2 separate regions of the Homo sapiens genome follow, and region 1 is linked to region 2. The links are chromatin loops, found by intact Hi-C in ENCODE. Cell type or tissue: left ventricle myocardium inferior. All regions are shown on one strand. Each heading gives the region's core, and the rest is flanking DNA. Links, peaks and the distances in the headings are about the cores only.

Region 1 (12,556 bases), core at 2,265-10,264, 51 kb before region 2:
AGGCATAAAAGGGATCAGACTACTGACGGGCGAAGCTGAGTAAACCCCACATACATTATTATGCTGAGTGAAGAAGCCAAACACAAAAGGATACATATGGTGTGGCCCCCATTTATGGAAAACCCTAGAAGAGACAAATGTAGTCCCTAGTCCACCAAAAGTATTGGTTGTCTTGCGGTGGGGGTGGGGGCAGTGACTGGGATGAGGACAAGGGAATTCTGGGGGTGATGGAACTGTCCCATATCTTGATTCAGTCTCTGGCACCTGCGACCGCAGAGCACTCCCCACCCACCTACCGGCCTCTCTGGACCCTGAGACTTCAGGTTACTGAGGAGTCAGTAACCTTCCCCACTGGAAGGCCTTTCCCCCATGGCCCCTCACCCCCCATTCCTCCCTGGCCCTGGGTGCCCCATTTCCGGGAGCGGTTATGTGGATGGAAGTATACAGTTGTCCCAACTCATCCAACACTGAATGCAAAATGGGTGCATCATACTGTATGTAGGTGGTACCCCAAGAAAGCTGGCCGAAGCCCTAAGGGTGTGGGAAGCCAGGAGGCTAGGAGGCTTGGTGAGGGTAGCACTTTGGTCATGGAAGGGGATGGAGAGGAGAAACGTTGCTTGTTGAGGTCTCCAAAGAGAAGGCGTCACATGTTTTATGGAAATCTTACAAGCCCCAAATGTTACTATTATTATCCCCGTTTGACTACTGGGGAAACAAACTTAGGCTGAGTGAGCTGCCCAGCCTCCCTAACCCTGTCCCTGGCAGATGGTACTGAGAGGATCTGTCTTCCTCTCTCAGTGGACACGACAGATTCATCGCTGTGTGGGGGACACCGAGTGTGAGCGTCAGGGTCAGCAGCAGGGCCTTGGAGGCAGAGGGGACCCTGTGAGAATCCTGCCCTCTTTCTAGTGCTGTGACCTGGGCCATATTGGCTTCTCTCAACCCCAGGCCAAGTCCTCCCCTGTGTAAGATGGAGAAGGTCCCACCTCGGGCCTGGCGTGAGGAGATGAGGGCGCTTAGGTGGGTGCCTGGTTCGAGGCGTGCCCGTGGTGTTAGCTGTACCTCTGTGACCTTGGGCGAGTCCCTTCCCTGTAAGGGCCGCAGTGTCCTCATCTGTAAAATGAGAGGGTGGCTTTAAAGTGCCTTCCACATCCTGGTATCCTGGAGTATTTGGAGGGGCCACGGGGGAAAAGCAATGGAGGAACTTCCGGGGAGGGGCAGCAGGTGCAATTGAAGGAAGGAGGTGTCCCGGGCATCCCCATTGCTTCTGTGGAACCCAGGAGGGTGAGGGGTCTGTGGGGTCGTGTTCTGACCCATGTCCTGCACCATGAAGGGGAGATTCCTCCAACACCATGGCTGAGGGGGCCGCAGCATTGCTGGAACTCATCAAGGGCATAGGGGGTGGGGCTTTGCTCCCTTAGGAAGCGGCCTCCTCCACCGTTGGGCAGTTCCGGTTTCCAGAACATCATCCTTGTGTGGACCCAGCATCTCCCCCAGATCTCTTCTGAGCCTCCGACCAGGCACCTCAAGCTGAGGGCATCCCTTGACCAGGAATATTTTCCTCGGCTCAGTCTGTCCAGACCGTTCCCTCCCTAACTAAGGGATAGTCCAGAGTTCTGGAAGGAAGGGCCTTCCTGAGGGGAGGCCAGCTGTGCCTGCCCACTGAGGACCTTCAGCCCGTTCTCTGCCATTGCAGACCCCGTGTCGGCCCCACTCCCAGGGGCAGGCGAAGGCTTGGCCACTGAGACACCTGAGTTTCTGGCTCTAGGACGTGGCACCCTCACAGCTAGGCCTCCCAGCTCTCCCTGCACAGAGGCCACCCAGCCTGGGAGGCTTGCAAAGTGCAGCACAAATTCACACACCCCACATCACACACACCCACACACAGCACACACACATACACCACACGCATACCACACTAATTCTCCATTCTCACACCATGTACACACAACGCAACCCTCTCCAACCACACATACCTCGCTCCCTGCGTGTGTGCGTATATACCACATCCCCCACCCCCACACAACACACAACACAACCCTCTCCAACCACACATACCCCGCTCCCTGCACGTGTGCGTATATACCACATCCCGCACCCCCACACAACACAGTCACACTCTATACCCAGAGAGTCTCACATGTAGCACCCAGGTTGTGTCCTACACAAGGGTGCCCAGCTGAGGGTCTGAGGCAGCTCCCAGGGTCCTGGGGCAGGGCTGGGCACCTGGAGGGAGGAAGGGTGCCTCCTAACTGGCATGAAGGTGCCCTGTGCACTGGCTGAGACTCTGGCACCCATGACCACAGAGCACTCCCCACCCAACTCCAGTCCTCTCTGGACGGTGAGACATCAGGCCCCTGAGGACCCCCAGCCCTCCCTACTGGAAGGGCCTGCCCCATGCCCCACTCCACCATTCCTCCCTGGCCCTGGGTACCCCACTAGTGAGTACCTGGCTCCAGGCACAACTGGCTCTTCTCTCTCCAAGCCCCTCAGTCTCTTAGTACCTGGACCATTCCCTTCATCCCCCACATGCTTATGGGGCACCTGCTGGTGCCAGGCCCTGGCTCAGTGCTGGGGAGCCAGAGGGGACAAAGTCACACTCATCCTCAGCAGGCATCTGCCATCTACACACCAATGGCCATGCCCAGGGAGCAGGACTGTGGCAGAACATCCCTGGCAGCTGTGGGAGCCCCCTGACTAGGGAGCAGTCAGGGAGAGCTTCCTGAAACAGGTGGCAGTAGACAAAGGCACACGCCTTCTAACTGCTGTGACTCACTGCACGCTGATCTCTGCCCCCTCTCACCACAAAGGGAGGCCGTGGTGTGGAATAGAGACTGGGCTTTAGTCGCAACCTTGGGAAAGTGTATCAGCCTCGGCCTTAATGTCCTTGTCTGTGGGATGAGAATTTCAACACTGCCCTTGCAGGAGAATAGTTGAGGTGGCATAAGGTGGGTGCTGAAGCCAGACAGACTACCTTCAGTCTCAGCGTCGTCACTATGAGCCATGCAACCTTGGGGAAGCTAGCTTCCCTTTCTGGCGCAGTGTCTTGTCTGTAACATGGGAGTCCTAACAGGAAGTCTCTCATAGAGTTATTTTGAGTATTTAAAGCATTTTGATTTGGAAAGGGTTTAGAATAGTGTTTGGCCCACAGTGAGCACTATGTGTACAGAATATATGGACATGCTGAGCAGTCCTGTAGGTCATGGGGGCTCACCAGATACGCCATGATGAACATGACCTTGGATATGTTTCTTCCCTCTGGAATTTGAACTCTTTAACTGTCTCTGAAGGGAGAGATGGCAGGCTGGGGCAGAGACATGTTTGCTGTGCTCCATGGAGACTCACAGCCAGCCTGGGCCTTGGTTTGTGGAGGGGTGGGGCAGTGACAAGGAGGTGCCCTCGGTCCATAGGTGAGTGGCCAAGGGTGCTGACCTTGTGCCCATCTCCTCCCAGCTGGCACTGTCTCTGGGAAGATGTAATGCCACCCATGGTGATTTCATTGCGGCCCTAACCTCTCCTTTCCCTGAACATAGGCTGCCCCTTGGCTTCAAGCAGATTTCCATTATTACTCCTGTCTTCTCATTCATTTCCTTCTTTTCTTTTTTTTCTTTATTCTTTTTTTTTTTTTTTTTTTTTTTTTTGAGAGACGGTCTCCCTCTGTCGCCCAGGCTGGAGTGCAGTGGTGTGATCTCGGCTCACTGCAACCTCCTCCTCCTGGGTTCAAGCAATTCTCCTGCCTCAGCCTCCTGAGTAGCTGGAACTACAGGCACCCACCACCACACCCGGCTAATTTTTTGTATTTTTAGTAGAGACGGGGTTTCACCGTGTTAGCCAGGATGGTCTTGATCTCCTGACCTCGTGATCCACCTGCCTCGGCCTCCCAAAGTGCTGGGATTACAGATGTGAGCCACTGCACCCAGCATTTCCTTCTTTTCAAAGTAAATATGTAAATACAAAAGAGCCTGGCCGTTCCTTGCAGAGTTGAATATAGATTTCCTCTGTGACCCAACGGTTCCACTCCTCAGTGGAATGAAAACATGCACCCTCATCTGTGACATGGGAGTTATGACAGTAATGACTTACACAGGAACGCATCCGTGAATGTTCACACAGCATTGTTCATGATAGCCGAGAGGTGGAAACAACCCAAACGTCCGTCCACAGATGAGTGGATAAATAAAATGTGGTCTATCCATACCATAAAATATTATTTGGTCATAAAAAGGGGTGACAGACCGATACGTGTTCCCACATAGATGGGCCTTAACATGGATGAAGACTTCATGCTATGTGAAAGAAGCCAGATGTTGAAAGCAACATATTGTAAGACTCAATTCATTTGTTTTTGTTTTTGTTTGAGATGGAGTCTCACTCTGTTGTCCAAGCTGGAGTGCAGTGGTGCGATCTCGGCTCACTGCAATCTCCGCCACCCAGGTTCAAGCGATTCTCCTGCCTCAGCCTCCTGAGTAGCTGGGATTACAGGCACCTGCCGCTGTGCCTGGCTAATTTTTGTATTTTTAGTAGAGACAGGGTTTCACCATATTGGCCAGGCTGGTCTCAAACTCCTGACTTCAGGTGATCCGCCCTCCTCAGCCTCCCAAAGTGCTGGGATTACAGGCATGAGCACCATGCCCAGCCAACTCCGTTTATTTGTAATGTGCGGAATAGAAAAATCTATACAGACAGAAAGTAGATTCGTGGTTGCTTCAGGCTGGGGAGGAGGTGAGGGTGATGGGGGTTGGGTGGGAGGAAGATAGCTAGCAGATATGGGATTTCTTGCAGTGATGAAAATGTTCTAAAATTGACTGTGGTGATAGTGGCATGTATCTGACTGTCCTAAAAATCATTCAGTTATACACTTTGAATGAATGATTGTGTGATATATGAATTATATCTCAATAAAACTACTGAAACAAATAAATACACAAGGAAATACAAATATGGTTCTTTCCAGCCAGGAAAAGTGGTCCTCTTTTTGGGGTGGGGACAGAGTAGCAAGTCCGGGGCAGAGCTTGGTGTCTTCATGATCTCCCGCAAGCACCTCTCCAAGCCCATGGGCCACCCACAGTCTAGACTATCCTTCCCCTTCTTCTGTGACTGCGTGCACAGTACAGCTTATCTCACCTTCCTGCTTCCCTTCCTCCCCACCGCTAACTGCCCAGGAAATCCCTCTCACTCACTGTTCGGCACCCAGCTCACACATCACCCCTCCTCTGTGTGTCTGCTGGCCACCCTCCCCCAGAACCTTTTGCTCCCTAGTGGGCGTCCCTAGGATTTTGCTTGTTTGGTCGTTAAGGGGATTATGATTCTTTAGTTGTCTCTTTCCACAGGTGAGCAGAAATTCCTTGCAACTGTCTCATACCTGGTTTATTCTTGGAACAAAACTAGGTGCTAAATAAATGCTTGTACAGTTAATTTGTAAACAGGTACTTGAACTGAACCAAAGAATCACAACTTTCCAACTGAAAAGTTCAACCCTGAACTCAGATATGATGATGATGATTTTTTTTTTTACCGATTCCTTATTTGTCAATTTTCTTTAACCCAAGAAGTACCCAATGAACCAGTTTGAATTGGAACCAGATCTATGCATGTTCTAAATGTATTCCAGTTGGACTGGAATAAAATTAGAACAATATTTTCCAAGCTGAAAACATCCCAAACTAAAGCCTTAAGGGTCTAAGTGCCCTTTGTTCAAGGGACTCTTGAAGGGCTGGGTCCCTCCTGGCCTTGAGGTACCTGAGACCCTAAGGTTCTCAGCTTTCTGAAACTTGTCCTGATCTCCCCGTGATCCACTCTCATAATGAACTGTTGTGACATGGAAGCCAGAGACGATTATCTCTGTTTTACAGATAGGGATCAGCCCTGTCAAGGTCACACAGGCAGGACCTGAGGCCAGATCTGCCCCTGCAGGCCTGGTTCCTAACCACTCTGCTATTTGACTCCATGGCAGGAAAAACATCTGCCAAAGACATTCCCTTAAGATGTCACCATAAAAAGGCTTAAGGTATTAGTTCTCTCTAGGGCATTTTCAGACAGTTCTTGGGGAATAGCTGTTTGTAAAAAGAGCTCACCATTTACTGGCCTTTTTTTTTTTTTTTTTTGATCACACCTTCTAAAGTATAAGCTGTTGGTAGAAAAGCATCTGCCATTGGTTTAGTATTCCCTGTGGGAATAGATTCTCCTGTGGGAGGCTCTGATGCTGGGCCTGCCCTGGAGATTCTGGCTCAGTAGATCTAATGGGTGGGGGTGGGAAAGGGGGTTCTGCTTTTTTTTTTTTTTTTGAGACAGAGTCTCGCTCTGTCGCCAGGCTGGAGTACAGTGGCGCAATCTCGGCTCACTGCAACCTCCACTTCCCTGGTTCAAGCAATTCTCCTGCCTCAGCCTCCCGAGTAGCTGGGATTACAGGCGCATGCCATCATGCCCAGCTAGTTTTTGTGTTTTTAGTACAGCCAGGGTTTCACCATGTTGGCCAAGATGGTCTCGATCTCCTAACCTCATGATCTGCCCGCCTCAGCCTCCGAAAGTGCTAGGATTACAGGTGTGAGCCACCGCACACTGCCAGTTCTGCATTTTTTAAACAGGTCCCTGAAGTGATCCTGAGGCTCACTGCAGTTCATGCACCATTGTCATACAGCACTGAGCGCTTGGCAGGCAGCCAGGATTTGCTGATGAAAGGAAGGAAAAACAGAGAAGGAAGGGACTGAGAGCTCACTGAAGTATTTCACAAGATAATCTTTTTCTGCTTGGTACACAGTAGGTGCTTAATAACAGTTGCATGTACAATAAATGAATGCCTGTGGTCATCCAGACCAACAGGCCAGTGAGCAGCCTGGGGACCCATTGGAGCTCCTCCAGGGTCACTGTGCTCTCCAGAAGCGGTAACTGCTAGCCACATGTAGCTATTTAAATGAAAATGAAGCTGGTCACAGTGGCTCACGTCTACAATCCCAGCACTTTGTGAGGCAGAGGTGGGAGGATCACTTAAACCCAGGAGTTTGGAACCAGCCTGGGCAACACAGTGAGACCCCATCTCTACAAAAAATTTTCAAAAATTAGTTGGGTGGGTGGTGCATGCCTGTAGTCCCAGCTACTTGGAAGGCTGAGGCAGGAGGTTTGCTTGAGCCGAGAGAGGTCGAGGCTGTAGTGAGCTGTGATCATGCCACTTCACTCCAGCCTGGGCAACAGAGAAAAACCCTGTCTCAAAAAATAAATAGGCCAGGTGCAGTGGCTCACACCTGTTATCCCAGCATTCTGGGAGGCCAAGGCGGGCGAATCACCTGAGGTCAGAAGTTCAAGATCAGCCCAGCCATGGTGAAACCCCATTTCTACTAAAAATACAAAAAATCAGCCAGGTGTGGTGGTGCACACCTGTAATCCCAGCTACTTGGGAGGCTGAGGCAGGAGAATCGCTTGAACCTGAGAGGCGGAGGTTGCAGTGAGCCGAGACTGCGCCATTGCACTCCAGCCTCGGCAGCAAGAGCGAAACTCCATCTCAAAATAAATAAAATAAATAAAATAAAATAAAATAATTAAATAATTAAAACAAATGAAAGTCAAAGATGAAGTTCCTCGGTTGCCCTAGCTACATTTCAGGTGCTCCATAGCCACATGGCTCATTACTACTGTATTGGGCAGCATAAATGCAGAACATCTCCATCATTGCACAAAGTCCTACAGGATGGCAGTGGGTGGGTGGGGTGGCTGTGGGTAGAATGGAGAGGAGAAATAGGAGAGGTGGAGAGAGAATGAGAAGGCAGAATAAAGAGAAAAGAGAGAAGGGGCACAGGTGCTGAGGTTGAACAGTGAAGGTACAAGGGCTCCCGGGGCTTGATGGGTCACTAGCCTGGACTGGTCACTGATGCAGGCTTCAGGTCAGGGCCCAATTCTCTTCTCTCCTCTAACAGTGCTTCAGGAGAGCTGAGGAACTTGTTGGATATGGAGCTGGGCACAGCAAAATCTCCACCCCCAGCTCAGATGGAGGAGAAACCTGGTGCTCCAATAAAGGAGTGTTTATCCCTTTAAGAGTCACAGCCCTGTCCAATTTTGAATATAAATTTTCCTTGAATCTATCACATATTGCCCTGAGCAGAGTTGAGTGCTTTCTTGGTGACTCGCGATCCCCTCTATGAATCTTATCATTTCCTTGGGCTTTGAGAGCCCACGACTTCAGAGCACTATGGCAGCCAGCACCCCACCACCCCATCCCTATACCAAATACTCCAGACAGCCAAGTTTTGATCATTTTTTCCCATAACAGTTCTTTTCCCTCCTTGCACCTTTTTCTCCTGCATGGATTTGGATATCTGTTCACACAGGCAGTTGCAACTGTACGTAACATATGAATTCAAAGGTTTTGACTGAAGGCTCACGAATAAACAAAGAGCTTGTGTTTTAGAGCAGGGGTTTTTAATGTCTATTTGGGCTGCTCAGAAGTCTTTTCTATTTTAATTCTGGTCCTATGGGGGTTTTAGATACATGGATTTGTGACTAGTTGACATGTCACCACTCATTGTAAATAAATACAGTTTCTTTTTTTCTTTTTCTTTTTTTTTTTTTTTTGAGACAGAGTTTTGCTCTTGTTGCCCAGGCTGGAGTGCAATGGCACAATCTCGGCTCACTGCAACCTCCACCTCCCGGGTTCAAGCGATTCTCCTGCCTCAGCCTCCTGAGTAGCTGAGATTACAGGCATGTGCCACCACACCCAGCTAATTTTGTATTTTTAGTAGAGACGGGGTTTCTCCATGTTGGTCAGGCTGGTCTCGAACTCCCGACCTCAGGTGATCCGCCAGCCTCAGCCTCCCAAAGTGCTGGGATTACAGGCATGAGCCACCGTGCCCAGCCTGTAAATACGGTTTCTAAAGAGATCAAGTCCTTGCCCCAAGATGCTTCTTTTAAATTACCCATGACTATCCACCGTGTCTTCGAAAGTGGGGATCAGAGCTAAGACTGTCAGCAGCACTTTCTCGTCCTCTTCTTCCATTCTTTCTCCCTCCCCAAAAATAGAGGCTTTGGGATTCTCCTTGTGTACAAGGAACCACCAAGTCTGACTTTTTTTTTTTTTTTTTGAGATGGAGTCTCACTCTGTGGCCCAGGCTGGAGTGCAGTGGTGTGATCTCAGCTCACTGCAACCTCTGCCTCCGGGGTTCGAGCGATTCTCCAGCCTCAGCCTCCTGAGTAGCTGAGACTACAGGTGCCTGCTACCACGCCTGGCTCATTTTTGTATTTTTTAGTAGAGACGGGATTTCGCCATGTTGGCCAGGCTGGTCTCGAACTCCCGACCTCACGTGATCCACCCGCCTCAGCCTCCCTAAGTGCTGGGATTACACACGTGAGCCACCTCATCCAGCCCACCAAGGCTAACTTTTGAGGCCTTGGAGAGAGCTTTGGGGAACTGTTGGCTCTACCAGAGAGACCAACCCCCTATAAGATTTGGGCCATGATGACATTTCCATCCTCCAGTTCCCTGAGGAGGTCAGCCAGATAGACACCTGCTCAGAATCAGCCCTCTCAAGAGTGTCTTCATTTTAAAATAAGAACTTTTGGGGGAATAATGCTGAACTGAATAGCGTGGCTCTTGAGGGTGGAATGTCATGCCCAGGGACTGAGTGGGGACCACACAAGCCGAGCCTGTGGCCCTCAGCTGCCCAGTCAGGCCCTCCGAGGTGGCGGTGGCTAAAAGAGGGAGACACAGCTTCTCCAGGCTGCAGCCCTGCAGCCCTGTGCTCTGTCCGGACCTTGGAAGGCAAGAGCCAACCATTGTGTTTCCATCCTGGACATGCGGTGGGAGAAGGAAAGAAGCATTAGCTCACCCCCCGCCCTCCCACAGCCTCTGGAGGCTCCTGGACCCCCAGTGAGAGGGAGGGTCTGGACAATGAATAGGAAGGGAAAATGGGTCACATTCTTGTGGCCTACCCTTGGTGTTAGGACTTTCCACACCCCAAGATGGCTGCTCAAATGCTTTGACCTGTAACACTGTAAAAAGTGGGGGGGTTTCCAGTTCCTAGGCCCCAGTGGGGGTTCGCGTGCTCTCCTGCCATCCTCCCATTTCTGTTTGGACCACCCACCCGCTCATCCGGTGGTGCCTCACCCTTTCTTTCCTCCTGGGTTTCTAGAACCGCCCCCCCATCCCCCAGTATCAAATGCAATCCTTTCTCCTTCTGCTCCCAGATACAGATACCCGGTTTGTAAAGTCTGCTCTGCTCTGACTGGCGTGGTGGAGTGTGGCTCTCTGCTGCTTGCCTGTGACCCTGAGCGTTTTCCTCCCCTGGTTTCCTGCACATTTTTTTCCAGTCATCCCCCAGCCGGGCCTGCAGAGCTGCCACTGTCCCTGCAGCCTGCACGTTCCCCAGCCCTGGCAGCAACCACTGGGGCAGGAGGTCCTGGGCTCCTCAGCCCCTGGAAGACCCTGCGCCAGCCCCGACTCTAGACATCTGAGCTTTCGTGCTGCAGGCCTGGAGTTTAAGAAGACATGAGGTGAAAGTGTGAGAGCTAAGGGAAGGTCCTAACCCCTAAGATTATTTTCCACGAACGGGACAATCCAACAGCTCTGATTGAAAGTAAATTGGCCTTTCTGCAATTCTTTTTTTCTTCCTTCGACCAAATATGCTCTCTTCTGTTTTTCCCCCTCCACACCGGAAACTCTACTTACGATTTTTAAATGGTCCTAACTGGGGAGAGGAAGTTGATTGGCTGGGGAGAGAATTCCACCCTCGGTCCATATCCCACTGGGCCCAAAGTCAATAGAAGGGCCCTCCAGGCTCCAGGCGGCAGAAGACCGGACAAGCCACAAAGTATTTATTTTCAGCGGCTTTGCCCAGGCCCCAGCAGACAGAGATTTTATTGAATCTTGCCCCAAAACTGCTGGGATTAGGACTTGCTTGGCTACTCAGAGAGAAATAAGTTTCTTAGGGAAAAAAAAAAAAAAGTTGGCCTCTCCTGCCCTCCTCTTCTTTGCCCCTGTTCACCCTCCCCATGTGGCTTCCTTGTTTAAAAGTTTTCCAGGCCTGACGCGGTGGTTCACGCCTGTAATCCCAGCACTTTGGGAGGCCAATGCAGGCGGATCACTTGAGGTCAGGAGTTTGGGAACAGCTTGGCCAACATGGTAAAACCCCGTCTCTACTAAAAATACAAAAATTAGCTGGGCATGGTGGCAGGAGTCTATAGTCCCAGCTACTCAGGAGGCTGGGGCTGGAGAGTCACTTGAACCTGGGAGGTGGAGGTTGCAGCGCGCCAAGATTGCACCATTGCACTCCAGCTTCGGTGACAGAGCTAGATTCCGTCTCAAAAAAAAAAAAAGTTTCCCCAAATTTTCTTGTACTGAGGAAGAGGCTCATGTTTTTCTGAAAAGCCCAACACGCCTATCTCGACCCCTCTGGTCCTGTGGTGGGCATCGGTCTTGGGAGATCTCTGCTAACCCAGCCTGAGCTGGGGGAGGAGGGCCAGCTTCATACAGGGTGCACCCCCAGGAAGGTCTGGCCTCCCTGCAGCCTGCCCAGCCTTCAGGCCCGGAGATCAGGCAGCAGGGTCACTGTCAGGCCTTCAGCTCAGGAACTCAGAGCAGGCCCAAGGCTGGGGGCTCAGACGGAGTGAAGGTGGTCTCCTGGAGCCTGATAGGTGAGGGAGGCACTGGGGGCCTTCCCAGGGCACAGGTCTCGCCAAGCAAGGCCAAGGTCAAGGTCAGAATCAGGCAGAGCCGAGCTCCTCCGCTGGAGTTCTGAGTGTTCCTGTGGGACCCTAGGAAGCTGGCTACTTAGTGGCTTAGGGGGCTCCTGAGCTGACCCCAAAATCAGGTTCTCTGGCTGCACCCCACGCTCAGGCCTGACCCAGGTGGCAGTATCCGGAGGGAATGTCTCATAGCCCCTCTGGGGCTGCCCGGGGGCTGTGGGTTGGGGAGAGTCCCAGCCATAGAACACTGAGGAACATTTTGTCCTCTGTCAACCTGCAGCCAGCAGAGGATGCCAGACCCTGATCCCAGGTACCCTGGAGCCAGGGCAGGTGCCACCCTAGCTGCTGACTGTGCCCCAGCCCATTTCTCTCTGCTTTCACAAGCTTGTTGTTTGCTGTGTGATTGCTCTTATGACCCTATCTAAGCCAGATGTGGTGGCATGTGCCTGTAATCCCAGCTGTTCAGCAGAGTGAGGCAAGAGAATCATTGGAGCATAGGAATTCAAGGCTGCGATGAGCCATAATCACACCACTGCACTTCAGCCTGGGTGACAGGTGAGCCCCTGTCTCAAAAAAAAAAAGACCTCCAGCTAGGAACCTGGGCTTTTCCAAACTGGAGACAGGACGCACTCAGGGGAAGGAATTAGCCCACCACCCAACGGTGCACCTCTGACCCTGCTTTGGCAGAAAACTCAGACTGTGGGGCTATAGGGGAGGCCTTATTGGAACTGGCTGCCAGGCCTGGGTTAGCTTTCAGCTGGCAGGGAGAGGGACAGCTGAACAGAGGAGCCGAGGTGAGGTTGCATGGGCGCTTCTTCTGTACAGCAAAGAGAATCCCCTGGCAGGTCAGGCAGACCAAGATGTGAGACCTCTTTGGCCGTGCGCTGTG
Region 2 (12,556 bases), core at 2,852-10,851:
GGACAGATGTTTCCAGTTTGAGGTCTCGGGCTGCCATCAATTGTTCCACTAAACCCTGTTTCCTATTAAGCAGACTCCGGGAGGTGGAGAAGTTGCCTTCCATCATGCAGTCTCTGTGTGTGTGTGTGTGTGTGTGTGTGTGTGTGTGTGTGTGTGTAGTGGGTGCTGAGGACTGGCTGGGGAGGCCATGAAGGGCTATGGACATGTCTGTTCTCCATGCCTCCTGGCCAACCATGGGCAGAGCTGGACTTTGTCCTGGGAACTGTCCCTTGGCTCCGGAGCAGCTTCATCTGACTGAAGGGCTGAGAGCCGGGACTTGGGAGGGCTCTGGTTGGGGATTCTCACTACACACCTGGCCATGACCTTCTCCTCTGCCCGTGGGCAAACTATGGTTGGTCACCTGCCCATCCCTGCGTTCCCTGTCCTTCTTCCTGAAAGAGTCTGTGTTAGTCTGTTTCATGTTGCTATAAAGGAATGCCTGAGGCTGGGTAATTTATAGAGGTTCGATTGGCTTATGGTTCTGCAGGCTGTACAGGAAGCATGGCACCAGCATCGGCTCAGCTTCTGGTGAGGCCAAAAGAAGCTTACTGTCATGGCTGAAGGCGAAGTGGGAGCCAGTGTATCACGTGGCGAGAGAGGGAGCAAGAGAGCCAAGGGGGAGGCCCCAGACTCTTAAATGACCAGATCTAACTGAGTAAGAACTCACTCATCCCCAAGGGAATGGCACTAAGCCACCCATGAGGGATCCGCCCCCATGATCCAATATCTGCCACCAGGCCCCACCTCCAACATTGGGGATCACATTTCAACATGAGATTTGGAGGGGACCAACATCCCAACCATATCAGAGCCTGATTAATATCCTGGGACTCACTCTCCTCTCCGCAGCTAAGTGGGCTGGCCCCCGACCCTGATTCGGTGCCATGATGGGGACTCCTGTCCTTGCCAATAATGGTTTAGGAATGGGTGTGGGAAACAGGCCTGGGCATGGAAATGTGAAGGGGCCTCTGGGAGAGGAGCCCCACTCCTGAGCTGTACTCCAGATGAGATCACGCTCTGATGTAACACCAGGAGCTGTGGCAGCCCTCTTGTGAGTATGAGGGAAGCCAGCCAGAGGGTGTCAAGTACAGAGGGACACAGCATAGGACCTTAGGATGGCACTGAGCTGCTGTCTTCGCCCTCACTGGGGCTTCCTAACCTGTGAGATGACACCAGCTCTGGTTTCCTTAGGGCTTACCATTTCTAGACACAGTGCTAAATGCTCACATTATTCAACCATTATTTCTTGTAATCAGGTAGATTACAAGGTGTGGGATGCAGATGTGCAGAAATCACACATAAATCCCTGCTCCCTGAGAAGGTACATTCTCCATTTAAAAAAATATAGTCTTGCTCTGTCATCCAGGCTGGAATACAAGGGCACAGTCATGGCTCACTGCAGCCTTGACCTCCTGGGCTCGAGGAATCCTCCCACCTCAGCCTCCTGAGTAGCTGGCACCACAAGCACACACCACCATATGTGGCTATTTTTTTTTTTTTTTTTTGTAGAGACAGGGTCTCACTATGTTGCCCAGCCTGGTCTCAAACTCCTGACTTCAAGTGACCCTTCTGTCTTGGCCTTCCAATGTGCTGGAATTACAGGTCCAGCCACATTCTCCATTCTTTGAATGCTATTTCACTTAAGCCTCAAACCATAGCCTAAGCTGAAGTGCACACATCATGGTCTGTCTTCGAGACACAATCTCCCCACATAGAGAGGGCTCTCCAGACAGTAGAGGCTGGAAAGCAAAAGGCTTCATTCTCCAGGCACTTCTGAGGCTGGGGTTCTGCATTCAGCCCAGCTTTCTCCAAGAAGGGCCACCCAGCTGGGACTTGGAAAGTGGAGTGAGCATTGGGTACGGCAAGTACGTGGGCATGCAGGCAAAGTAGTGGCCCTTGGCTTCTCCGGGGTCATTGTGGGCAGAGTCTCACGACTGGTCTCTAGCTGCATGGCAGGATGCCGAGTGTTGGGCAGGGCAGCAGCCACGTTGCCTCTCAGTCCTGGGGAGCAGTTGGGAGTTTACCCTGGCTGGGTGTCATCCAAGCTTAGGTCCCTGGCTCACCCTGGAATTGGGCAGCTATCTAATATTCAGAAATAAACGCTTTTTTCCCCAAATTAGCTCAAGTAGATTACATGTTTACTGCAAATAACATCACCTAAAATGCACTTACGGGAGATGGCTGGTGGTAGATGGTGGGAATTCACCCAGCATGGGTAGAAAGCTGGTGTCTCTTGTTATGCAGTGGAAAAAGGTTAGGTCAAACTCTTGCCTCCTGTATGTAGGAAGGAAGGCCACAGCCAGACATGAGGCCGGTGCAGTCACAACATGGAACTGTCTTCGGGCTCCTGTTCTTTGGGGAGGGTGTGTGGTGCTCTCTGCAGGGGAAGGCGGCTGTGCGTGGATGTTGGATAGGGAAAGGGAGACATCATTAAGTAACATCCTCCTTCACCTGCATTTCCCCACGGCCCTTCCGGTGCACCAGGACCCAGGAAATAGAGCCGAAGCAAAGTCACAGTCTTCCTGGGCTTGCGAGTCAGAGGGTGCAGGTTGGGGTAGCCAGTGTGGCTGGAAGAAGAGGGACAATATACTAGAGAGGAAGGAGCCCCAAATTTGCCAGTAATTCCTCTTAAGTCACTGGCTAAGCTGAGCCTGTGCAGAGCAAGACTCCAACCTAGAATTTTGAAAACATCTTCAAAAATGAAGATAAAAGAAAGGCATTTATAGATAGACAAAAGCTGAATTTGTCATCAGCATGGTGACCACCCTGTCCTGGGTACCCGTTATATCTACCAATGAGGAATAATCACATCATCATTTTTGGCAGCCACTACACACAACTGGAACTCCTAAATACTGTCCTGAGTGAAGCCACCGAGTGGGACTCGTTTTCCTAAACCCAAACCACCAGATGCAAGGGCTGAGCTCCACGATGGTTCCTGCCACATCTCATCCCTGGGACTCAGCCCATTCCTCTCTCTGGATCCTCTCTATCATGTGCTGTATTGAGTAGCCCCGTCACCTCATCATTCACAGATGTGGAGAACATTCTTTCTATATCTTCCTCCACACGCTGATAAAACTGTTGTACAGGGCTGGGCTGAGAAGCAGAGACCAGAACCATCCCTCTAGAAACCATCCTCAGATCAGTTCTCAAAGTCTCTGGGATTGGCACAACTTTGCATTCTTAAAAACTACTGAGGACTCCTAAAAACTTTTGTTTATGTGGGTTATATCTGTCCATATTTATTAAAAAATTAAACAGAAATTTAAAAATAGTAACTCACTAAAGAGTAACAATACTAAACCCATGACATGCTAACATAAATAACTTTTATGAAGAATACTATGTTTCAAAAGAAAAAAAGATTTGTGAAAAGAGTGGCATCGTTTTGCATTTTTGCAAATCTCTAGTGTCTGCCTTAATAGAAGACAGCTGGATTCTCATATCAGTTTCCACATTCAATCTGTTGCAATATCACACACATGCAGCTTCTGGAAAACTCCACCGAACATTCATGAAGGAATGAAAGAGAAAAGGCAAATAACATGATGATGATGATGATGATGATGATGATGATGATGATGATGATGATGAAAGCACCTTAGGGATCCCCAGGTCTCCTGATCCCACTTTGAGAACTGTTGCTTAGGTCACCACCTCTCCATTGGCGGGTGCCCTAACCCTCTAGTAACCCTGCCCAAAGAAGCAAATGGCCTGTTTTCGATGACTCTAACCTTGTTCCACCACACCTTGGTATAGGAAGATGTAGAAACTGAGCCCCCAAGAGACTGTGTCAGCCTGAGCTTTCACAGTTGGCACATGGAACTGAAACTCAGGCTCTGGAGTCATGGAAGATGATCACGGATGGGTGCCCACCCCCAAGCCTCCGTGATGGTTTGGCTGAATTACGTCCCTGGCTCACACGCTAATCTGTCTCATCTCCCCAAGTGCAGTGAAGGACCCTGGAGGCCAGGGAGGAGGTCTCTTCTCTGACAAGCTCTTCCTGGGCCCCCTTCAGGGACAGTGGACCCACTCTATCAGCTGCAATAGCAACATTTTCAAGGAAGCAATCCATGTCCCCATCCACATAGTGGGAGCTGGGTGCAAGGGGCTTCTCGATGTTCCAAAAAAATAAGGATTTTGAGGACAGTGGTGGGGTGTGGGAGAATGATGAGATCTGAGGTGCGGTGTGACTTCTCAGCCTCTTTCTCTGTCTTTCCTCTATCACGGGTGGGGCCGGGGCCCAGATGAGTACAGGCATGTGAGAAGATGGAAACGTGAACTGTAATGTCATGAGGATGTCACCCCCTTACACAGTGTCTCATGTAAACGTCCCGTTTCACAAGGAAGACGGTGACGTCAGGAAGTGTGGGGGACTTGCCAAGGCCACGCGGCCAGTGAATGCCAGAGTAGGGTGAAGAGTGGAGTTGCTTCCCCAAAGCCCAGGGTGGCCACGAGGGCTTTACATTTAAGTGTCTCTCCATGGCCTTGGCTCAGAGCTGGGGGCCCAAAGCCCAGACAGCAGCTGCCACACGTGTAGAGAAATTCCGTCTTGGGTTGGAGGCCCCTCCTCTGCCTCAGGAAGTGGTAAGAACACAGACCAGGAATCCCCATGCTTAGGGGGAGGGGGCCCTTCTCATGGCAGGCAGTGTTCCTGGCTGGGTGCGGAGGGTCGCCCTGCTCATGCTCAGGTGTGAGGCCCGACAGCACTGAGCGGGGGAAAGGGGCTGGGGGTAGAGACTGGGCTCATCAGGGCTTACTGACACCTACTGTGGGGTGTCAGTAAGTGTCTGTGGGGAGGGGCGATTTTGGCATTCATTTCAATGAACAGCCATTTCACTGGGCTCCATGCATCAGTCGGTAGAAATTCATTTAACAGTAATCGAATATCCAAGAGGAAAGCTTGAGAACTTAAGAAAAACAACCAACTCAACCTCCCAGAAGCCAGATCTTCTCTGTTTCATTCATTGTTTTAGGACTAGTTACAATACTGTTCCTCTAGCAAGACCCATCTAGAATTTAGTGGGTGAGGAAACATTTAAGAGAAATGACTAACTTATTCTGTGGTAAATTTCTATCAGTCTTGTTTAAAATGCAAATTAGCTTTAGATTAGCTTTAACAGTTTTAATTGTAAAATCTAATAAACATACAGAAAATACATAAGATGAAAATGAACAGTTCACTGATTTATTGCCAATGAAACACTTACATGACCACTGGCCATGAGGAAATAGAACGCTGCCAGCTTCCCGAGTCCCTCCTATGCCTCTCCCAATCACGGTCGCTTCTGTTTTCCCAAAAGTAACCCGTATCCTGGCTTTCACATTAGGCATGTACTTGTCCTTCTTCAAAGTTTTACTACTTAAGTGTACATCCCCAAACTATAGGTTTATTTTGGCCTTGTTTTCTGTATGTAAATGAGCTCATACAGTATGTATTCTTTTGTATCAGTCTTCTTTTAGATGCTATAATATTTGAGTTTCATCTGTGTAACTGAATGCAGCTGGTTATTTATTTTTCACTGCTGTATAGTATTACATTGCATAGATATATTGCTATTTATTTACACGTTCTACTGTTGATATTCCTGGTGTTTCCAGTTTTTAGGTATTATGAATAATTGCACTATCAACAGTCTTGAACCTGTTGCTAGGTCTTAGGGGATGAGTATCTTCAACTTTGGTAGATATTACTAAACAGTTTTTCAAAGTGCTATCAATTTATAGTCCTACATGGACTACATGTAGGGTATCAGATTTCCTGTTCTTCCACATCCTCACAAACACTTGATGTTGTTGACCTTTTTAACTTAGCCATTCTGGTGAGTGAGTAGGGGGTATCTCATTGTGGGTTCAATTTGAATTTTTCCTTGATTTCAGCACTTTTCTATGTTATTGGTGAACTGAAAACATTTTTGAGAAATGCCTGTCTTTTGCCAATTTTATTTTTCCTCATTGAATCCTTTATATAGTCTTTATTTGACTCCTTTGTGGTTCTATACATTACAAAGATCTGCTTTCACTCTGTAGCTTACCTTCTCACTCTCTTATTGATGTCTCTTGTTAAACAGAAGTTCCTAATTTGACCGTAATCTGATTTATCTGACCTTTTCTTTATGGTTGGTATTTTTTGTTTTCTATCTAAAGGACATGAAGATAGTCTCCTATGCTTTCTTCTAGAATATTATGGTTTAACATTTCACATTTAGCTCTATAGTCCCCTGGGAACTGATTTTGCAGACAGAGTGAAGTAGGGGTCAAGATTCATTTTCCCTTCACTGTGCCAACGCCATTTATTGGGGAAAAAAATCATTTCCCCATTACCCAGCAGTGTCCCTTTTGTCAAATCAATTGTCCTTATATATGTGGACCTTTAAGTTCTATTTCATCAATATGTTTTGTCTACCCTTATAACAATACTAAACTTAGAGTAAATTTGTAAGTCTTTGTTTTCGTTTTGAGATAGGATTTCGCTCTGTCACCTAGGTTGGAGTCCAGTGGTGCAGTCTCAGCTCACTGAAACCTCTGCCTCTGGGCTCAAGCAATCCTTCTGCCTCAGCCTCTCCAGCTGCTGGGACTACAGGTGTGCACCACCACACTTGGCTAATTTTTAAAATTTTCTGTAGAGACAGAGTTTCACCATGTTGCCCAGGCTGGTCTCAAGCAATCCTCCCACCTCAGCCTCTCAAGTGCTGGGATTATAGGTGTGAGCCACTGCACCTGGCCTATAGGTTTTAATTAGAGTACATCTGTAAGTTGTAGACATCTAGCAATGTAAGTATGGGCTTTATTCTTTTTCAAGGTTTTCTGTGCAATTCTAGGCGTTTTGCATTTCCATGTAGATTTTAGGCAAAACCAATTTGTCAAGTTTTCCCATTCCCCCAAAATACTGGGATTTGGATTGAGATTGCATTGAATCCGTAGATCAATTCTGAGATATCGAGCCTTCCAACTTATGAATCTAATGACCCTGGAGTGGTCCCTTATTTAGGGAACCCTTATTTAGATCTTTAGTTTCAATCACACTTTATTTTAGATTGATCTCTGAGTATTTGTTTTATTATTTATTTTTTTATTATACTTTAAGTTCTAGGGTACATGTGCACAACGTGCAGATTTGTTACATATGTATACATGTGACATGTTGGTGTGCTGCACCCGTTAACTCATCATTTACATTAGGTATATCTCCTAATGCTATCCCTCCCCCCTCCCCCCACCCCACGACAGGCCCCAGTGTGTGATGTTCCTGACCCTGTGACCAAGTGTTCTCATTGTTCAATTCCCACCTATGAGTGAGAACATGTGGTGTTTGGTTTTCTGTCCTTGGGATAGTTTGCTCAGAATGATGGTTTCTAGCTTCATCCATGTCCCTACAAAGGACATGAACTCATCCTTTTTTATGGCTGCATAGTATTCCATGGTGTATATGTGCCACATTTTCTTAATCCAGTCTATCATTGATGGACATTTGGGTTGGTTCCAAGTCTTTGCTATTGTGAATAGTGCCACAATAAACATACATGTTCATGTGTCTTTATAGTAGCATGATTTATAATCCTTTGGGTATATACCCAGTAATGGGATGGCTGGGTCAAATGGTATTTCTAGTTCTAGATCCTTGAGGAATCACCACACTGTCTTCCACAATGGTTGAACTAGTTTACAGTCCCACCAACAGTGTAAAAGTGTTCCTATTTCTCCACACCCTCTCCAGCACCTGTTGTTTCCTGACTTTTTAATGATCGCCATTCTAACTGGTATGAGATGGTATCTCATTGTGGTTTTGATTTGCATTTCTCTGATGGCCAGTGATGATGAGCATTTTTTCATGTGTCTTTGGCTGCATAAATGTCTTCTTTTGAGAAGTATCTGTTCATATCCTTTGCAATTTCATTGTCTAATTGTTTATTGCTAGCATCAGAAATACACGTTATTTTTGTCTGTGACCTTGTGTCCAGAAGCCTTGTTAATTTTACTAGTTTATTGGCTAATTCTTTAAATTATCTATATCCTCAATCATGTCATTTACAAATAATGATAGTTCATTTTCTTCTGACCCTACCCAATTAATTTAAAAGGAAATCTTGCCATACTAGGCCAGGAACTCAGGTGATAGTTTCCTCAACGTATAGCAAAATTGAATATTGTACAGTGTACATTTGTATACCCACCATCTGGATTCTACCATTCTAGATTTTACCAAGTTTACTATATCTGCTTTATCACATATATATCTATCCATCAAGCCATCCTTTTTTCCCTTTTCATGATGCATTTCAAAGTAATTTAAGGTACCAGTACACTCCCCACTAAATACTTAGGCATGCATAGCATCACCTAGCGACATTTTGAATAGAAGTGATAATAGACATCCTTTTTTTTGCTTCTGATCTCAGAATGAAAGCTTTTGATATTTTAAGTATGATGCGTTTGCTGTAGTTTTAAAATAATATTTATAAGATTAAGATAGCTTCCGTTTTTCCTAGTTCGCTAAACATTTCTAGCACTTGACTGCTGAATTTTATCACATTTTCCCCTGCATTTATTGAGATCATTTACTTTTCCTTCTGTATTCTTTGAATAACTCTAATTGATTTGTGAATGACAAATCCAATTTGATCATGATGTATTTTTACACATTGTTTTTGTAGATTGCTAGTTTCTGTTTGCATCTATACCATGAGGACTGGCCTATAATTTTCCTTTCTTGTATTGTTCTTGGCAAATTCTTTATATCTAAGGTTAAGCTGTTTTCATAAAACAAATTAGAAGGTTTTTCTATTTTCTGGGAGACTGTCTAAAACTGGCATTATTTCACTCTTAAATGTTTGGTTAAATTCACTACTGAAGCCATCTTGGTCTGTAAATTTCCTGTGGCAGATTGTAATTATGGACTCAATGTATGCGCTAGATATAGGATGATTCCAATGTTCAGGATCGTTTCATGTCAGTTTTGGAGAGTTTTTTTTTTTTTTTAAAGAATTTGTTCATTTTATGCAAAATCTAAAAACAACTTTAATGAGGCATACTTAATATATAAAACTGCACATATGTAATAAAGTGTACAATTTGATTAGACATATGTATACACCTATCACTGCAATAAAGATCATTTCAACTAGATTTAAAATTTATTGGTATTCATAATATTCTCTTAAATATGTATACATATTTTTGAGACACGGTCTCTCACTCCATTGCCCAGGCTGGAGTGTGGTGCCATGACCACAGCTCACTGCAGCCTCTACCTCCTGGGCTCAGGTAATCCTCCTACCTTAGCCTCTCCAGTAGCTGGGACTACAGGCACACACCACCATGCTCAGCTAATTTGTGTGTGTGTGTGTGTAGAGACAGGAGGGTTTCACCATGTTATCCAGGCTGGCTCTTAAATATTTTAAATGTCTGCATAATCTGAAGTAACTTACCTGTTTTCCTTTCTGATATTGGCTATTCCTCTCTCCTGCCCTTTCTCCTTCCTTCTTTGATCAGTCTTTTAAGGGGTTATGAATTCTTTTATTTATTTATTTTGGGACGGAGTCTCGCTCTGTTGCCCAGGCTGGAGTGCAGTGGCACAATCTCTGCCCACTGAACCCTCCACCTCCCAGGTTCAAGCAATTCTCTTGCCTCAGCCTCCTGCGTAGCTGGGACTACAGATGCCCACCACCACGCCCAGCTAATTTTTGTATTTTTAGTAGAGACGGGGTTTCATCATGTTGGCCAGGCTGGTCTTGAACTCCTGACCTCAGGTGACTCCCAAAGTGCTGGGATTACACATGTGAGCCAACATGCCCAGCCAATGAGTCCTCTTAATCCTTTTAAATAACCAACTTTTGACTTTGATTCCCTTTATTGTATATTTGTGTTCTATATCAGTAATTTGGCTTATTTTTGGGTTTCATGTGCTGTTTTTAAAATTTTTGAGGTAATTGCTTAATTGATTTTTAACCTTTCTTCTTTTCTAACATAAACATTTAAATATATATGTGTGTGTATATATATATATGAACAATAGACACTAGGGACTCCAAAACGAGGGAGGAAGGGAAGGAGAGAGGGAAGCAAGTGCTGAAAAACTTTCTATTGGGTACTATGTTCACTATCTGGGTGACAGGATCATTAGGAGCCCAAACCTCAGCATCATCAATATATTCTTGTAACAAACCTGAACAGGTACTCTTTAAATTTAAAATAAAATTAAAAGGTCTTCTAAGCATAGTTTTATTTGCATCCCACAAGTTTTTTCTCTGTTTTGATATGTAGTATTTTCATGATCAGTTCAAAATATTTCAAATTTCCATTAAGATTCTGACAGATGGGTTACCTGGAAATCTATTTCCAAAAATATGAGGATTATAAAATTATCTTTTTGTAAATAATTAGTCTTGATTCTATTATGGTCAGAGAACATATTTCATTTGAAGTATTTTCAGGTTTGTTGAGACTTTTTTTCTGAGACAGGGTCTTGCTCTGTCACCCAAGCTGGAGTGCAGTAGTGCAATTATAGCTCACTGCAGCCTCGACCTCCTGGGCACAAGTGATTCTCCTGCCTCAGCTTCCCAAGTAGCTGGGGCTATAGGCACATGCCACCATGCCCAGTTAATTTTTTTATTTTTTGTAAAGGTGGGGCCTCATTATGTTGCCCAAGCTGGTCTCAAACTCCTGGGCTCAAGTGATCTTCCTGACTTGGCCTCTCAAAGTGCTAGTATTACAGATGTGAGCCACTGTGCCTAGCCTGTTGAAACCTTTATAGCCCAGTATTTTGGAGTGTGTGCCATTTGTGTTTGAAAAGTATGTTATTGAGTTTGGTGTCCTACATACATCCGTTTGGTTTGCTCATTTCATTGCTTAAATCTTTTATAACTTGATTTTTGTATGCTAGTTTTTCTACCAATTAACAAAATAGGCATGTTAAAATATCACTCTGGTTGCATATTTGTCTAAATTTCCTATCAAATTTTCTTTTACATATTTTGAGTTTATATTTTAAGTGCATATAAATTTAGATTATCTTTCTAGTAATTGAATTGACCCTTTTATTTCTTAAAAAAATTATTGCCTTAAAGTTTACTTAAATATATCTACACCAGTTTCCTCATGGTTACTGTTTGCTGGGTATGTATTTCTCCATCTTTTTCTTCCAAAATTTCTAAATTCATGTTCTAAAAATGTCTCTTGTAAATAGCATATGGTTTAAAACAAGGCTGACAATATTTGTCAACATTTGAGCATTAGTCCATTTACATTTAGTGTAATAATGGATTTATCACAAATATCTTGCTTTCTATTTGTTCCACCTGTTCTGCTTTTTCTTCTTTCTTAGACTCTTTTGCAATTCTTAAATCTTCCACTGAATTGATTATTCGAATTCTCTCTTATTATGTGGAAAGCTATACACTTTTATTGATATCTCAAATATTATCATGCATACATGAGTTATCAAAGACTAATATTAAATGAATTTTTACTCTCTTCTTGGATGATGCCAAGTGTCTTAGAACACTTAAAATTCCCACATAAATCCTTTCATTTTCATACATTTTATTTCTCTATATATTTAAAACTCCATAAGACATAATTATTGTTTTATGTAGTCAATATTTATGTGTCATTTTCATTGCTCTTCAATCTTTCCTAGGGCTCTGTCCTTACGTTTGGGATTATTTTCCTTCTGCCTGTAAAACACCTTTTAAATTTTCCTTTAGGGTAGGCGTGCTGATTAATTCTTCTAGCTGTTTCTCTAAAAATGTCTTCATATCCTCTTCATTTTTGCAGGATATTTTCCCTGATTAGAAATTTTTAGGTTGGCAGTCATTTTCTTTCAGAACCATAAAAGGCAGTATTTCACTGTCTTCCATTGTTTCTGCTGAGAAGGAGCTGTCAGTCTAATATTATTGCTCCTTTAATGGTTATATTCCCTCTCCCACCCCAGCAGGTCTAAAATATTATTTTTCTTTGGTCTTCAACAGTTTTACTATGATGTTTCTAGGTGTGGGTTGTTTTTATTTATCCCACTTGGAGTTTGTGGGAGGGATTCTTGAATTTTTGGTGTGATATCTTTCATGAGTTTTGGAAAAGTTCTCAGCCATTTGTTTAAATATTCCTTTCTTCTACTCTTTTGAGATGCCAACTACCCTGCATGTCTGAGCAGGTCAGACATGCTCACTGTACCCTTTAAGTCTCTTACCCTCTATTCTCCATGTTCTGTTTTTTTTACTATATAATTCCTGCTCCCACCCCTCACCCTCAATTTTTCATCTTACTCATTCTCTTTTCAGTTATTTCTAATCTGCTCTTAAACCTGTTCACTGTTCTTCTCATTACAGTACTTTAGTTATAGAATTTCCAATGCGCCTTTTACAGTTTCTAACTCTCTGTTGAAATTCTTGACCATGCGTCTCATTTTTTTGAACACAGTAACCATAGCTGTTTTAAATTCTGCGACAACTTTATCTGGAGTCTGTTTGGATATTTCTATTGTCTGTGTTTTCCTCTAATGGTTTTAATTCAAGTA

The links. Peaks named below come from ENCODE experiments on the same cell type or tissue, not always from the same donor. Only the 100,000 strongest peaks of a DNase experiment are listed, where the experiment ranks them.
Region 1: it touches region 2 in a loop (1.8-fold over the local background); 9 of 110 quality-filtered maps call a loop at or near these places.

What each region holds. Positions count from the first base shown.
Region 1 is chr18:48,977,290-48,989,845 of GRCh38, forward strand. No RefSeq gene overlaps it. Among named protein-coding and RNA genes, the nearest start is that of SMAD7, 33 kb to the left of the region's middle. RefSeq lists an enhancer at 6,559-7,060. In left ventricle myocardium inferior, for the core only: no CTCF peak of the experiment used is centred there; a DNase peak (open chromatin) is centred at 6,632.
Region 2 is chr18:49,027,347-49,039,902 of GRCh38, forward strand. It overlaps DYM (dymeclin), which reads right to left. Exons shown (of 18, transcript NM_001353214.3): 18 at 9,041-12,556. The region is part of intron 3 of DYM-AS1 (DYM antisense RNA 1); the gene reads left to right. Among named protein-coding and RNA genes, the nearest start is that of DYM-AS1, 9.9 kb to the left of the region's middle. RefSeq lists a silencer at 2,435-2,583. In left ventricle myocardium inferior, for the core only: no CTCF peak of the experiment used is centred there; no DNase peak of the experiment used is centred there.